Regions from separate parts of the Homo sapiens genome. Here region 1 is linked to region 2. Evidence: chromatin contacts called from ENCODE Hi-C or POLR2A ChIA-PET data. All regions are on one chromosome and are shown on one strand. Each heading gives the region's core, a stretch centred on a gene start or an enhancer-like site at or near the end of the contact. The rest is flanking DNA. Distances are from core to core; before and after follow the strand shown. Region 1 holds the start of UBE3C (ubiquitin protein ligase E3C). Region 2 holds the start of LINC01003 (long intergenic non-protein coding RNA 1003).

What was found. Hi-C counts contacts between places; a loop is a spot of excess contacts on that map. ChIA-PET counts read pairs that join two places held with the same protein, here RNA polymerase II (POLR2A). Pooled maps may share reads with other maps.
Region 1: a pooled map shows a loop between it and region 2 (15-fold over the local background). The contact joins the promoter of UBE3C here to the promoter of LINC01003 in region 2. A Hi-C loop is called at or near these places in 6 of 50 pooled maps. POLR2A ChIA-PET finds 5 or more read pairs at or near these places in 2 of 52 experiments (WTC11 and activated T-cell).

The regions. Positions count from the first base shown.
Region 1 is chr7:157,137,676-157,140,375 of GRCh38, forward strand. It overlaps UBE3C (ubiquitin protein ligase E3C), which reads left to right and starts at 1,251. Exons shown (of 23, transcript NM_014671.3): 1 at 1,251-1,663. The coding sequence starts at 1,598. RefSeq lists silencers at 743-1,092, 1,373-1,762, 1,813-1,882.
Region 2 is chr7:152,462,674-152,465,373 of GRCh38, forward strand. LINC01003 (long intergenic non-protein coding RNA 1003) reads left to right here and starts at 1,451. Exons shown (of 1, transcript NR_027387.1): 1 at 1,451-2,700. RefSeq lists a silencer at 1,083-2,102 and enhancers at 1,375-1,876, 1,877-2,376.

The DNA of each region.
Region 1 (2,700 bases), core at 1-2,500, 4.7 Mb after region 2:
TGCCTTAGCCTCCAGAGTAGCTTGGACTACAGGCGTGCACCACCACACCGGCCTAAGTTTTGTATTTTATTAGAGATGGGGTTTCACCATGTTGGCCAGGCTGGTCTCGAACTTTTCACTTCAGGTGATCCGCCCGCCTTGGCCTCCCAGAGTGCTGGGATTACCGGCGTGAGCGACCGTGCTCGGCCGCAGGACGACTGTAGATGATATCGTATTGTGTGTTGAAATTTTGCTAAGAGAGTAGATTTTATGTACTCTTACCACACACACACAAAGAGGGTAGTCATTTCACAATGTCTCTATGAAATCATCATGTTGCACACCTTGTATACAACCAAAAATCAATTTTTAGAAATTGGTTTCAATCGTGTATGATATATATGTATATGCACATGTATATGAGATATTATGTATACGTATGTGTGGATATAAGACACATGTTTATGTATAGGTGGTCCCCAACTTAAAATGGCTCAACTTACAATTTTTTGACTTTGTGATGGGTTTATTGTAGCATTAAATACATTTTCAACTTACAATATTTTCATCTTACGATGGGTTTATCAGGACAAAGCCCCATGGTAAGTCCAGGAGCAAATATTTTTGCATACACAGGTATGTGTACATGATACATATTTATATGTATTGATGCTGTATCTATAGATGCATATGTGTGCTATGTATGAGGCAAATCTGCGCATGTCTGTGTACATGGTAAATATTTACGTCCGTCTGTGCGTGTCATAGACATAGAACAGGTGGGATGTAAACAGACGGGCTGGGCCTAGCTGCTCCTTTCCCGCCTCACTCGAGTCTGGCACCAGATTGGCCGCTCCCAGCCCGCTCCGGGTGCCGGCCCCTGCACCCCACCCTGCACCCCGCACCCTGCCCTGCACCCCATCCCGGCCCGTGCCTCGCACTCCACCTTTCCCGCACCCTGCCCCGCACCCAACACCTCCCGCGCCCCTCGCCGCGCTCCCCCAGCACGCACCAGGCCCCGCCCACTCCGCCGCGTGCCCAGCCCGCGTCACCGCCGTCCTCCCCAGGCTCCAGCGCGCCTTGCGGGGCCGCGCACGCTAGCGGAACCGCCGGGAAGAGCGCCGTGCCGTCAATGGCGGAGGCGCGCACGTCTGCAGGGCCGCGCACGTCTGCAGGGCCGCGCACGTCTGCAGGGCCGCGCACGTCTGCAGGGCCGCGCACGTCTGCAGGGCCGCGCACGTCTGCAGGGCCGCGCACGTCTGCAGGGCCGCGCACGCACTGACGGCTGACCGCCATCTTCCCTCCCGAGGCGGCAGTTCCAGGTGCAAGCGCCGGGTTTGCTGCCCGCTGGGCGCCCCTGCAGCGGCCCGAGCTGTGGCCGGCGTGGATGAGGGGCAGGCGAGGCAGGGCCGCCCCTCCAGTATTGCCGCCCCTCCCGCCCCAGGGCAGGGCTGGGAGGGTACAGCCCGGGGGCGGGCTCGGGTCGCCTCCCGGCCGCCGCGTCCTCGCTGCCCCGGGCCGGGCGGGCGGGCGCCGAGAGCCTCCCAGCCCGCCCCGTGCCCCGCCCGCCCGGCTGCTTCCGCGGCGGCGCTGCCCGCACATGGGCTAGGCTGCCAGGATGTTCAGCTTCGAAGGCGACTTCAAGACGCGGCCCAAGGTGTCCCTTGGCGGCGCGAGCAGGAAGGTGAGGGCCGGGCTGGCGGGGCGCCCTCGGCTCGGGGCCTGCGCGGCCGGGGCTCGGGGCTGGGACTCGGGGCTGGACTCGGGGCTGGACTCGGGGCCGAGACTTGGGGCTGGATTCGGGGCCTCCCTGGCGGGGACTCGGGGCTTCCTCGCCGGATCTCGGGGCCGCTCCGGCCGGGACTCGGGGTTGGACTCGGAGCCGAGACTTGGGGCCAGGACTCTGGCTGGGGCTTAGGACTGGACTCGGGGCCTCCCTGGCTGGAACTCGAGGCCGCGCCCGTGGGGGCCTTGCCTGTCCACTGCGCTTCGGGACCCGGGCGCGCTGGCCGTGGCTCCCTTCCATGCAGGAGGCCGGTGAACCCTGGCACGCTTTGTGCCACCCAAGGTGAACTTACCCTTTCTGGGTGTTTCCTTTCAGAAATGCGCTTTCCATGCTCGCTCCCGCATGGCATCAGGGAGTGGCTGCTTTTCGAATGCCACCTGAAGGGCGTTTTCGGTTGTAGAAGGTGAACGGCACGCATTTGCTGATGTCGATAATCTCTAAAGTAGAGGCAGAACGTCTCATGAATAGCCACGTGTTTGAATCCAAGACGAGGGCAATTATTTGCCACCAGCCTCCTGGAAACTGTGGAGAGACTCCGGACTTACATCTGTTGTGATCGACATTAAGTTGTTCGCATGGTAATTGTTTAGGATAAGGGTAGGCAAACCATGACGCCTCTGTTCTAGTCTAGAATTTCTAGCTGTCTGTCCCTGAAGACGGGCATCAGTTGGTTCACTGGAACCGCTAAGTCGTTGAACACTGTGTGGTCTTGTTCCCGCCCCTCCCTTCCCACCCCTTCCCATCATTTCTGAAATGTTCTTTAAAATGCTTCACCTAGTTTTTCTTGTCTATCAGTATATTCTGTATATCACAACCACCAGGTAGGCACATAACGCAGAGTGGGTGCTGGCAGGCCAAGGAGGAACTGCTGTTATTAAGATTGTGCTGTGGGGCTGTGTTTGGTGGTTTCTGAGGTTAGAAGGGAACCTGGGTAA
Region 2 (2,700 bases), core at 201-2,700:
AAAAAAAAATACAAACTTTAAATCGCCAGAATACTGCATAAACTAAAAGTAGGCCGGGCGCAGTGGCTCACGCCTGTAATCCCAGCACTTTGGGAGGTCGAAGCGGGCGGATCACCTGAGGTCAGGAATTCGAGACCAGCCTGACCAACATGGAGAAACCCCGTCTCTACTAAAAATGCAAAAATTAGCTGGGCATGGTGGTGGGCGCCTGTACTCCCAGCTATTTGGGAGGCTGAGGCAGGAGAATTGCTTGAACCCAGGAGACGGAGGTTGCAGTGAGCTGAGATCGCGCCACTGCACTCTAGCCTGGGCGACAGAGCGAGACTCCATCTCAAAGCAAACAAACAAATAAAAACAAAGTAAAAGTAAATTCCCCAGGCAAAGCTGATTATATTGCTGGGATAATCGACTTTGTCACTGCAGTCTCACTTGGTACTTTAAGAAACTCCATCTTGATCCTAGGTCTGGGTCGATCTGGGCGTTCCTGCTAATTTTCTGTTTTAAAAACCTAAAGCAATAAAAATGTTGATATTGACATTTATCATTTTTATCCTCGCCCTCTGCCTTGTTTTGCTGGGAGATCTGTTCCACTTGGCTGAGTTTAGGGAGGGCGGGGAAGCGGGGGAGAAACCGAGGCGCAGGGTGGAGAAAGGGAGAAGCCTTGCAGACTGAACACATGAGAAAACCTGGAGAAGGGATTCGCTGCTGCTTATTTCAGGGAAGAAAACCGAGAAGTGAAGCACAGAGGGGTCAGGTTCCGGGAGCGGCGGGAAGGTTGTAGGGGGCCCCAGGGCAGGTCCTGGAGCTCAGGCAGCCGGCACCGGGAGCCCAGCTCAGGCTGCGGGGTGCAACCGGGCAAGAGCGCTCGGGCTGCCGAAACGGGAGGAGATCAGAAAAAGGAGAGACATGGAAAAAAGGAGAGGAAGAGGAGCAACACTCAAGAGGGAAGGAAGAAGGCAGACACTGAGGAACGCCCGCAGGAACCCGCAGACAAGCAGAGAGCCGGGCTGCGCTGGGAGCGGGGCCCGCGGAAGGGGCGGGGCGCCAGGCGGCTCGAGGCCAATGGGAGGGCGGGCCGGGGCGAGGGCGGGGCACTAGGCGAAACGACGCCAATGGGAGGGCGGGCCGGGGCGAGGGCGGGGAATTAGGCGGTGCGAGGCCAATGGGAGGGCGGGCCGGGTCCTCTGGGCTGAGGCGGGGTGCCAGGCGGCACGAAGCCAGTGGGAGGGTGAGTTAGGGGCAGGGGCGGGGTCCCAAGCCAATGGAAGGGTGATACCGAGAGGGCGGGGCGCCAGGCGGCGAGAGAGCCAATGGGAGGCCGAGCCGAGGACCGCGGGCGGTGGGCCTCCCCCCGAGAGGAGGGAGACCCGGAAGGCGGTGGGGGCGGGGAGTGGAGCTGACAACCTGTCAAATCCACTTTGGGACGAACTAGGTCACGCGCTCCGCGGGTCGGGCACCCCCGCCCGCCAGGCACGGCCGCGGCTCCTTCCTCTTCCTGCCCGCGGTAGTGGGGGTGGGGCAGGCCTCGGGACACCTGCCTCCGCCGCCGGCCGCCGGCCGCCGTCCTCGCGCGGCTTCCCGGGCGGCTCTGCCCCGACCGTAGACTCCCGGCCCGCTCGCCGCGGCAGGAGCCGTGGTTCCGCGGACCTGGGCGCGCTCTCTCCCTGGCCACTGGGAGACCCCCCGCGGCCTCGCGGGGAAAACCTCGGGACTGCCCCGCGCCCCCGGCCGTCTCTGCGTCGCTCCTTCTCGCCCGCGACCGTGGACTCGTCCTCGCGAGCCTGGGTTGGCGGAAGCTGCGGGGGCCGGGGTCGCACTACTTGGCGCGGAAGGGCCGGCGGTGGGCGGAGGGATCCCCGTCCGCGGGGTGAGCCGCTGGGCGGAGCCGGGAGGAGCCGCGAGGATCCGCAGTGGGGAGCCGGGAGGAACCTGGCGCCGGCACCCACCCGCCGCGCCCACGCGTGCCGCGGTCGCTTGTTTCCCGCGGGAGCCCGGCCGCGCTCGGGGGGAGGCGCGCGCGCAGCTGGGGCTGCCTGGGTCTAGGAGCTCCGGAGCCACCGTTTTGTGCCCGTGGAGCCGCGGGGAAGGCGCACGCGCTCGGGTCTTCCCGGCGGGTCGTCCTGCACTTTCTCCCTCTCCGGTACGGACCGCGGCGTTCTGTTTCCAGGCAAAGGAAAATAAGTCAAAGACTCAGAAGGCAGCCTGAATCCAGGGCCTGGGATGCAGGGTTTGCTGGAACGCCAGCCGGTGCGATCGCGCCCCTGGGATTCCGCTTAGCCCGCGCGTCCATTTCCCTGCATGGTGGACTCAGTAAAGCCGGATCTGTCCAACGCCTGCAGCGTGGATGTGGAGGCGGACTAATCAACTAGTGCTCTGTTATTATTTCTACCCATCCCTTTTCTCCATGCTAATTTGCTTAGAACTTTAACATTGAATGGACAGCAAATGTCATGTTCTGTTTAATTATCACTCCTTGACCATTATGTTAATTTCTTTCCCTAACAAGGTGACGCATTGTTTTAAGTAACAATGACCAACTCATCTACTCTTCTTCCAAATTGTGTAAATTGAAGGGTAAAATGTGGGAAAACGCTAAATTTGAATGCTAAATTTGAACATTTCACACAACAATAATTTGAAATGCTTCTTTGCAATATTATGGCGTTTCGGAACAGATAAAAATACTTCATTTTCAGACAT